3 separate regions of the Mus musculus genome follow, and regions 1 and 2 are each linked to region 3. The links are chromatin contacts, found by Hi-C or POLR2A ChIA-PET in ENCODE. All regions are on one chromosome and are shown on one strand. Each heading gives the region's core, a stretch centred on a gene start or an enhancer-like site at or near the end of the contact. The rest is flanking DNA. Distances are from core to core; before and after follow the strand shown.

The links. Hi-C counts contacts between places; a loop is a spot of excess contacts on that map. ChIA-PET counts read pairs that join two places held with the same protein, here RNA polymerase II (POLR2A).
Region 1: a loop to region 3 is called in a map of heart, with 3 times the contacts of the local background. The contact joins the enhancer-like site here to the promoter of Klf6 in region 3. A Hi-C loop is called at or near these places in 5 of 37 maps with a recorded cell type or tissue (ES-E14, heart and mouse embryonic stem cell). POLR2A ChIA-PET finds 5 or more read pairs at or near these places in 4 of 5 experiments (Patski and embryonic stem cell).
Region 2: a loop to region 3 is called in a map of gastrocnemius, with 5 times the contacts of the local background. The contact joins the enhancer-like site here to the promoter of Klf6 in region 3. A Hi-C loop is called at or near these places in 17 of 37 maps with a recorded cell type or tissue (T-helper 1 cell, T-helper 17 cell, T-helper 2 cell and 5 more). POLR2A ChIA-PET finds 5 or more read pairs at or near these places in 2 of 5 experiments (Patski and embryonic stem cell).

What each region holds. Positions count from the first base shown.
Region 1 is chr13:5,695,954-5,699,510 of GRCm38, forward strand. The region is part of intron 3 of Gm35330 (a long non-coding RNA gene); the gene reads right to left. Among named protein-coding and RNA genes, the nearest start is that of Gm35330, 27 kb to the right of the region's middle. Within about 2 kb of position 1,306, at least 1 of the 3 ENCODE cell types and tissues checked has a DNase peak (open chromatin) inside an H3K27ac peak, as active enhancers do.
Region 2 is chr13:5,711,456-5,714,985 of GRCm38, forward strand. The region is part of intron 1 of Gm35330 (a long non-coding RNA gene); the gene reads right to left. Among named protein-coding and RNA genes, the nearest start is that of Gm35330, 11 kb to the right of the region's middle. Within about 2 kb of position 1,967, at least 2 of the 3 ENCODE cell types and tissues checked have a DNase peak (open chromatin) inside an H3K27ac peak, as active enhancers do; they include gastrocnemius and left cerebral cortex, where a contact is called at or near this core.
Region 3 is chr13:5,860,213-5,863,609 of GRCm38, forward strand. It overlaps Klf6 (Kruppel-like factor 6), which reads left to right and starts at 1,277. Exons shown (of 4, transcript NM_011803.2): 1 at 1,277-1,630. The coding sequence starts at 1,427.

The DNA of each region.
Region 1 (3,557 bases), core at 56-2,555, 160 kb before region 3:
ACATCAAAACTTCACTATCACATTGCGAAATTTGGCTGCCAATTTATATCTATGAATGTATGACAGTGCAAGTTTTAATGCTTCATTAAAGAGACATTGCTTTAAATATTACCTTTAATTCTACTTTCTAGGATAAGAATCACATTAAATATTATCTCAACTAGAAGTATCCTTAGAGACCCAGCCTCTTGACCTGCCTTATGCCATGTGTTGGAAAGATTCCAAACCTGAGTTACCAATTAAAAACTAACTTTCTAGTAACCAGTGTTACACCTATTTGATCATACCCAATAACTTATAAGCTAATACTCTAACAAAGAAGACATGAAGAGCATATTATACCTCTAAGACCAATAAAAAAACAAATGAAGCAGCTACACGAGTCTAATAAATTTAGACCAATCAAAGAATTTCAATTTTTCTGGCTATAATTATAAGATAAAAAAGCACTTTGTCATTTGCCAAGCACATTCATCATGATTGCAGAGAACCCTCCAGGAAAAAAAAAACATCTATCTGCTTTTTTGCCCCAAAACTAAGAGCCTGCAGACTCCCTTTCTTTGAGAGCAGCTTTTCCAGCAGTGGCTTCCCTGCTGTGCCTGATCCATGGCTAAAGGGTGTGGCCACTCTGCTGAACCAGCAGATAAAGTTTTAGCCACCTTTTATTTTCCAACATGAAACACAGAACATTCAGCCATTCAGACAACTATACACAAACACACATGGATTGACACGTGGTGCACCAGACGGTAGACTAGACATTAGATAACACAAAGAGGACAGAGAACTTCTGCTGTAGGGACCAGAGAGAAAAGGGCAGGACATTCCCCGATTTTTTCTCTGCCTCTGGGAAAGTTTCAAATCCATTTTCCTCTATATTATTTTATTATTACAAACCCTGTTCCTGCTGCCCGATGCAGCTCCTGACTGCGGACATCTGCCTGATTATTTAATTTAAACCCTTTTTCCTCTCGCCTAAAGCAGTTTTTGAAAACTGCGGACAATTGCCTGATCAGTTCCTAGTTCCGAATAATTCACTGCCGAACCTAAGTGGAAACCACCATTGGGTTAGCACTGATTCCAAACTTAGCTCGTATCCTCCCGCACCTCTAGCAACAATTTAAAAAATGAAGTTTTAAGCTAGCACTAGCATGTGAACCTATTGCTCCAGTGCTCGATAAGATCCTTTTCTTTTTCTTCCTGTGGAGCTCAATACTAAGCAGAGTTCCTCCAGCATTTTTTCTGCCATTCCTCAGGTCCCTGTTCGGATACTAGACTATTGGAAGCCGGCCCAGAGCTCACATGGACCAGGTTTCACCTAGGAGGCAAGCCGGGGCTGAAAAGAGAGGGGAACTAGGCAGTTGAGAGAAAAATGGAGCTAAGTCAAGATTTCTGATCAAAGCTCAAATATTTAATGGCAAATGTGCTTGTAAGTGGGGATGGGGGGGGGCACTCCCACCAATTCATTCTTGGAGTCTGGAACCAGCTGCAGGTAACTACATGCAGGATAGGGTGTAGTCTCCATAATAGCTCAGCGGCCTCTCAGCAGGAGGAACAACTGCAGTGGCTGAACAATAGAGTGATCTTGGGAGGAAGGTTCCACCCTAGGTAATCTCCTTAGTGGCAGCAAGGTCAAGGTCTGGCTCTGCCTGCTTCAGGCTGGAGGGTTTACACATTCCTCTGTTGAGGGGCATCTGGGTTCTTTCCAGCTTCTGGCTATTGTAAATAAGGCTGCTATGAACATAGTGGAGCATGTGTTCTTATTACCAGTTGGAACATCTTCTGGGTATACGCCCAGGAGAGGTATTGATGGATCTTCCAGTAGTACTATGTCCAATTTTCTGAGGAACCACCAGACTGATTTCCAGAGTGGTTTTACAAGCTTGCAATCCCACCAGCAATGGAGGAGTGTTCCTCTTTCTCCACATCCTCGCCAGCATCTGCTGTCACCTGAATTTTTGATCTTAGTCATTCTGACTGGTATGAGATAGAATCTCAGGGTTGTTTTGATTTGCATTTCCCTGATGATTAAGGATGTTGAATATTTTTTAAGTGCTTCTCAGCCCTTCTGTATTCCTCAGTTGAGATTTTTGTTTAGCTCTGTACCTCATTTTTAATGGGGTTATTTGAATTTCTAGACTTCAGCTTCTTGAGCTCTTAAAGAAGACCTAATTCCAACTCTTCTCAAACTATTCCACAAAATAGAAACAGAAGGTACTCTACCCAATTCATTCTATGAAGCCACAATTTCTCTGATACCTAAACCACACTAAGATCCAACAAAGAAAGAGAACTTCAGACCAATTTCCCTTATGAATATCAATGCAAAAATACTCAATAAAATCCTCGCAAACTGATCCCAAGAACACATCAAAACAATCATCCATCATGACCACGTAGGCTTCATCCCAGGGATGCAGAGATGCTTTAATATACGGAAATCCATCAACGTAATCCACTATGTAAACAAACTCAAAGACAAAAATCACATGATTATCTCGTTAGATGCTGAGAAAGCATTTGACAAAATCCAACACCCCTTCATGATAAAAGTCATGGAAAGATCAGGAATTCAAAGCCCATACCTAAACATAATAAAAGCAATCTATAGTAAACTAGTAGCCAACATTAAAGTAAATGGAGAGAAGATTGAAGCAACCACACTAAGATCAGGGACTAGACGAGGCTGCCCACTTTCTCCCTACCTACTCAGTATAGTACTTGAAGTCCTAGCCAGAGCAATTTGACAACAAAAGGAGATCAAGGGGATACAAATTGGAAAGGAAGAAGTCAAAATATCATTTGTAGATGATATGATAGTATATATAAGTGACCCTAAAAATTCTACCAGAGAACTCCTAAACCTGATAAACAGCTTCAGTGCAGTAGCTAGATATAAAATTAACTTAAATATATCAGTGGCCTTTCTCTACACAAAGATTAACCAGGCTCAGAAAGAAATTAGGGAAACAACACCCTTCACAATAGTCACAAATAATATAAAATACCTTAGTGTGACTCTAACTAAGGAAGTGAAAGATTTGTATGATAAGAACTTCAAGTCTCTGAAGAAAGAAATTGAAGATCTCAGAAGATGGAAAGATCTCCCATACTCATGGATTGGCAGGATTAATATAGCAAAAATGGCTATCCTGCCAAAAGCAATCTACAGATTCGATGCAATCCCCATCAAAATTCCAACTTAATTCTTCACTGAGTTAGAAAGGGTAATTTCCAAATTCATCTGGAACAACAAAAAACCTAGGACAGCAAAAACTATTTTCAACAATAAAAGAACCTCTGGGGAAATCACCATGCCTGACCTCAAGCTATACTACAGAGCAATTGTGATAAAAAAAACTTCATGGTATTGGTACAGGGACAGACAGGCTGATCAATGGAATAGAATTGAAGACCCAGAAATGAACCCACACACCTATGGTCACTTGATCTTTGACAAGGGAGCTAAAACCATCCAGTGGAAAAAAGACAGCATTTTCAACAAATGGTCCTGGCACAACTGGCGGTTATCATGTAGAAGAATTCAAATTGATCCA
Region 2 (3,530 bases), core at 717-3,216, 150 kb before region 3:
CTTATGGTAATAACTGTAAGTGCAGATGAAGCTGTGGGGAAGAGGAGTCTGAATTTTGGTGGTTGGTGGAGCCTAAGGTAGAGGCAATTGCTTGCTCAGGGTATAGAGGCTAGGCAGCCTAAGAAACCCTCTCCCGCTGCTGGAAAGCTCAGAAGAGTGAGCCAGTGCCTCTTTACAAATGAGGCTGGAGACAACATCGAAGTACACACTTCCCAGTATCTGGGATCTAGGACCAGAAATTAAAACCCAATCACAGCACCCAGGAACAGGAAAAGAAACAGAACACTGGGTTAAAAGCATGACCAAAACACATGGCCAACATCTGGACTAAAACACAGACCAGAAACAAGACCAGGACACAGGACAATGAGCTGAACTAAGATTTAGTGCCAAGGGTAGGACCAAAACACAGAGCCAGGATCTTGACTAAGACACAGGGCCAGCAGAAACTAGACCAGGACAAGAAGCCAGTAACAGGACCTGGACTCATGGCTAGTCAAAGAACCAGGATTGAGAATCAGCCAGGTCATTGGACTGGGACATAGGACCAGGCCCCCCAAACCAGTTTTGGTTACAGAACCAGGTCATGGTAACCAGAACCAGAACCACCAGCAACTCAGGAGCTATGAATCAGGTCACGGGACTTAGAATCCAGGAAAGACTCAGAGATGAAGACTTTAAAGAGAAGTAGATGTCCCTGCTCAATTTTGGAGGCCAATTAGACGCCTGGGTCTCACTCCAAGGAAATAAACTACTTATACAGAATCATAAATAAGGCTCTGAGGCAGTGAAGCAATCAGTGTGTAGAGTACTTCCCTCAAGCGTGAAGACCTGAATTAGATATCCAGAACTTACATAAAAATCTCTCATGGAGGCTGCTGTTCTAGGTAGGTAGAGACAGGAGGCTCCCTGGGGCTTTCTTGCCAGACAGTCTGCTTCCAGGTCCAATGAGAGACCTGTCTCTATAAAATAAGGGGAAAGTGACGAGGGAACACAACCTCATAGATTTCTAATCTCTACATGCTCACATAGGCACATGTACAGGCACAAATTTGTGCATACCTCCAAACATGCACACAAACACATACACACATACCACACACACACACACACACACACACACACACACATACACATACACACACACACACACACACACACACACACACACACACACACACTAAATAGAATCCTAACAAAGTAGGAGGTGCCTCATAGTATTGCAACTGAATATGGCACCTTTGGTTGATATCCCTGGGAGGCCTGCCCTCTTCGGAAGGGAAATGGAGAAGTAGATCTGGAGAAGGGAAAGGAGGGAAGACTGGGTGGAAGGGGGAAATAAATGAGATATATGAGAGAATAGTACTACTAGTAGCAGTAATAGTAATAATAAAAATAATAAAGAACATATTTTTCTTTGCGTTTTATAAACAACATACAGAATACATCATACTCAAAAAATGTAGGCATGGATGGGTATCTCTGAATTTATTTTAAAAGGGCCTATTGATTCTTTCTTAAGCACTCTGGCCAGTCCTTATCAACATAACACAGCATCTCAAGGCTAAGGCTCTTATCTCTACTCCTGGTTAGAGTTTACATTCAAAACCAAACCCAACCAACCAACCAACCAAACAAACAAACAACAACAAACCACTGGGCAACATAAAAGCTGGTACTTTGAATTTATCACTGGGCTTCTCTGAATCAGTGGCAAAGGAAACCAATAAAATGCCTAAGTGGGGTTAATGGGATCTTAGCAGACAAACCCATCATTTGTGTATTCTCCATGCTACAGTGGGTTGGAGAGAGCACTTCATAGTTGGCTGACTCCCCACTTCTGTTCCTGTTAGAATTTTGGTCTTAGAGTAAACTTACACCCATTCCTTAGTGCCCTGGTTCAGGTTGTCTTGGCCTTTTTATTACGGGTCGTGTTTACCAAAGGTTTACAACTTGGCTGTAAACACCAGTTGGCACCAAAACCGGAAAGTTGGCATGAGGAGGTTTGGCATAAACATTGCCCGGAAGCACTTTTTTCTCTCTCTCTAAATCTGAGAAAAACAGGCTAGGGTCATTTTCAAGTTATTTATGTTATTCATGCATAAATAAAAGCGAAGCCTGACAGCATCAAACAGTTGTTGGCTTTTGCAGGCCTCAAAAATAGATTTTATCCAAGAAAAGTAACATTTGGTAAACAAATACTCAGTGACAGGCTGTTAAAAAAAATAAAGGGAGGGGGAAAAGGTGTCATGGGATGGATTAAATAGTAAGAGAAGAGAGAAGGTTTCAAGAACCATTTTTTATGTCAGAGAACAGAGTCAAGAAAGTTATTGTTAAACGGAGAAATTTCTACAGACTCAAAATTATAAATAAGCACAATGTAAGCTTTCAAGTAGATTTTATTAAGATCCAGAGGGCACATCATCCAAGCATACAAAGTAAACAATATAGAATGATCTCAGGGGATAGAAATAAATGATTTTTAAGTATGCATTCTAAAAGCAATGGAATGTTTAAAGCATTTTAAAACTCAAGGAGAGAGGGAGAGGAGTGAGTAATGAATTAACACATGCTGATGTTAAAAGTCTTTTAAAAGAGTTAGTTGTCAGTGTTCAAAGTCTCCTCTTGTCTTCCTTTTATTAAATTGTTTAGAAATGCAATTTGTAAACTATAAACTTCGGCAGCTTGTAGCTGTATGCTAAAGAGAGAAAGTGATGGTGTCAACTGTTCCCTAAAGATCGTCTTTCTGGCAAACTTAAAAGTCAGCCTTGACGTCAAGTGACCCTGGACAAGAGTCTGCATTGAGTTCTGCGAAGTGTGGGCAGAAAGGACTTTCACTCTGGAAACCCTACCAGGGAGGAAGGACTGAAGAAACCGTTTAGGGAAAAAGAAAAGCAAGCCAAGTCAAACAGAAAGTAAAAATAAGTCAGTGGGGAAAGAATGTCAACTGCAGAAGAACGTAGCCTGTCTGCTGCAGCTCGCGTTCTGGAACACGTGTTCTTTCGGCAAGGAAGCGTTTTCCTCAGCTTGTTTTGGTTGCTCTTCGCAAGTGAGGTTGGAGCTATTGTTACGGCTCAAGTCAGGGACAGTTACATCTGGTGGCCAAAGCTGTATACTACCCATTACAGAAGGTAACTTTAGACACACTGGGCAGAGAAACAGAATAGTGCCATTCCATAATAGAATTAACCCTATGAACAGCCCGTAGACATAAGCCAAGACATCCGATCCGTATATTTCAATGCCAATTCAAGATGAAAAACGTTTCCGGGACTCATTTCAAATGTTTGCCTCCCTGGAACTACCTAGGTCAACTTCATCTACAACTACATCTAGAATATGATAAATGTTCCTGATGTGTGCTGCTTCAGATAGAGTCTATAAATCAGTTTACTTACCCTACTATCAAAGCTGTTGCCAGGACAATGTTGTGGCTCTGAGGAGACCAAATCACATGACCTGAAGATAAGTGTTTACATCACAGAGCCACAGAGTGCCATGGCAGACACTGAAAAGCACAAATATACACA
Region 3 (3,397 bases), core at 27-2,526:
CGTACTTGACAACTTTTAAAAGGATACTATTCATTAAAAATTATATTCGAAGTTGTTATAATTGGATTTTTATTCAAAAATTTTAGTCGCTCGTTTTTTTTTTTTTTTTTTTTAGATATCATGGTGTGCTTTGGTAGATAATTTGTATGAAAAAAATTGTCATCTTCAACCTAATTTGAATTGTTTACACATCCATGGGAAAGCCTGTTAACCTTGGTGAGACATCTCCGAGACTGCCTTCTACGAGATAAACAGATTTAAACCCCATTAGCAGCAAAATCTGCATCTTCTTTGAATTAAAACTGTGCAACAAGAAAAAGGGGAGTTTTAAGCTGTGAATGTCCAGGTCTCCAAGTACAGTGTGGCCATGGCGCCAGGTCACGGATGCGATCTTAAAAGCTGCATTTTCAACTTTTGAGTGGGTAAAATTCATTCCTGAGAACTGAGTGTTTTTGACACACTGGTCAGGTAGGGGGCTTTTGAGATGCTCTACCGTTTCCCCCTCTCTGCCTGCGTAAGAAGTGGGGGTATTTTGGTCTCAGGCTCCTGTCATCCTCCGTCCTAGACAGAAACTACCACACAGTGACTCTGGAGTACCAAGTCCCCCTGCTGTTCGGTCTTATTGTCCCATCGCCACAGGGAAACCTGCGGGCACGTTTGCGCCCACCCCGGGGCACCTCTGCATCTCTGAGTATGGAGGGGACTCCGAACAAAGAGAGAAATCAAGGGACCAAGGAGAATGGAGGGTCAGGGAAGGATCCGGGAACACGGGAACCCAGCGGGAGGAAATGAGGGGGATCGGGAATATGTCTGCTATCTTTGGTCTTTTTGGGGGGTGCCGGTCCGTGTGACCGGATCAGAAGGTGCAACCGGGCAGCCGGGCGGCGGGGACAGGTGCCCGGTTGCCCGGCTAGGCTCCCCCAGCTCCGGCCGCTCCGGCCGCACTTCTGCAACGTTGGGCTGTACACCTCCCAGCGCCGACTCCTTCGGTGCGCCGTAGCCCTCGCCTTATATACCCTGCTAAAAATAGCCTGTGAGACGTCTTTCCAATCAGCGCAGGCCGAGTTCGAATTGCACCAATAAGGAGGCCTTTAATGAAGAGGCTCGGTCACGCCAGGCGGGGCCGCTGTGTGTCCGCACCGGCGATTGGTGCGAGCTGACATCATCGTCGCGCAGCCCCGGGTACAGGAGCGGCAGGATTGGGTACCGTGGGGGGCGGAGCTCCAAGCTGGTCACGTGGGGGGAGAAGGGGGGAGCCAAGCGGGGGAGGAGGGGGGAGGCTGGCAGCGGAGCTTTGAATAGGGAAGTTTTGCAGGGGTTACGCTTGCAGTCAGTCCGCTGTTTGCAAATATTGCGTGGGCTCGGCGCGCTGCGGGCTGCGGGAGGGTCCGGACCCGGCGTCCGATTGCAGCGCCATCCAGTTTGCATGAAACTTTCACCTGCGCTCCCGGGAACAGTTTCTGCTCGGACTCCTGATCGTTCACCTCCCTGTTTTCCCGACAGCGAGGACTGTCTTTTCCAACCCGACATGGATGTGCTCCCAATGTGTAGCATCTTCCAGGAACTACAGATTGTGCACGAAACGGGCTACTTCTCGGCTCTGCCGTCCCTGGAGGAATATTGGCAACAGGTAAATACGGATTTTTTTTTTTTTTTCACCTGCCCGGTACGCCGAGGAGGGAGTCGCGCGGAGGAGCAGGCAAGATGGTGTGTGCTTGGAAGTGCATCTTTTTAATGATGATTAGCATTTGCCTAATTAAAAATATAAAGTAATGATCTTAAGATGTCCTTCTGCTGCCTGGAATGATGAAGGCACTGTAGAGCGAGCCTTCGGGAGCGAGGAGTAGAGTTGTCATTTGTGTGAAGGCGAGCTCTCCTTCCCACTACGTTTTTATTTCTTCATTTTTTTTTCGTGTTTTGCTAATTCCGAGCTTACGAGCAGCATACACCTGGGGGGGGGGACCCCAAATTATTCTGACCGATCCAGACCTGAGCCCTTGGCACAAGTTTGGGGTTTGTACCAGCTCCAAACTCCACAGCTGGACCCTGTCATACGAACGAGCTTGCCTTGACTACCAAAAGATTTGATTTAAGGATTTTGGTTTTGTTTTGATATTTGTATGTCCCAAATTTAAAAGTCTTAACATTTTGCTTGCGGAACGCAGTAGTTCTTTTTGAATTCAAGGCCATTTGCAGTTTCTTTTCCGTCTGGATAATTTCTTATCATTCACGTATGCCTGCCTTGTTTTTCTTACCTGCTTTTCTTGTTGACTGCGCGGCGGGTGTGTGTGTGTGGGGGTGCTGTTTGCACACAAGTGACTTGTCAGTCATATGACAATGAGTCCATTCCTAGTTGCTTCGGGTCTTACTTTGGGCAAGAAAAATCTCTAATTCCGGCATTTTAGTGGAACTAGAATTTGGGGCAACCGGAATAAAAGAAACACCCCCTACCCCTTCTAAGTCATAGGATTCTGTGAGTGGCAAAAATATTCTCAAACACTTTCACCATTGTCTTTAAAAACGATGATTCTGTGGCCGTCTCTCTACCCTTCTGGGTATTTTTTTTCCTCCAAGTGAATTAGCAGATCAAATAAATTCCGTCGGTTTCACAACCTCCCAGGCTTTAAAACCCAGGAAAAGCGAAGTGTTGGCTGAAACCTCCCCATGCCGGCTTAATTGTTCACAATCCTCTCTGCCTTTCTCTCCCCCTCTCCATTTTTCCTCCTCAAAGAAGCTGCTCCCTGGGACGTGATTGAAATTGATCTTAGTAGTTTCCTTTAGGCATTTGGGATTTGGGCAACTAGCCAGACTTGGCTCCTGGTCCCCTTCAGAGCCTTTTAAACTCCCAGAGAGCTTCGATCAGGTCCCCACTGCTCATCAGCATACTGGCGATTTTAAATTAGCCAGTTGATTAAAGTTTAACAAGATCTTCATAAATGTCTTCGCCATTTCTTTGGAACATCAATAATAGGTATCGCCGCTTCGATTCCTAATACTGTACACACTGTAACAGACATCGAATTTTGGGGGGAAATGGAAAACAGGCACCCCCTCTTCCTTAGCTTGCTTGTGCTTGCTGTGTGAGGCCGGGACTTAGGATGTGTATACTGTGATAGAAGGCACATTGTTTAGTAAGCTTTAGCCCTTTTGCTGGTAGCCTGTGCTCAAGATGGTCTGTACCCTGATAACATTTTTTTGTTGCAGTTTAGTGCCGAAATTTCTGTCTGTAGAATAGAATACACAGAGGCACAGACGGCCTTATATGGGCATGCAGGCAAAGCTAGTGAAAAATCAGGGCCTACATAATTGAATCCTAAAATCTTTCCTACCGTTTTTCTTTTCCAGTGGCTAGAAAGTTTGAGATGGTGGGGAGAGGGGATTGCTGATCTCTGCAGTG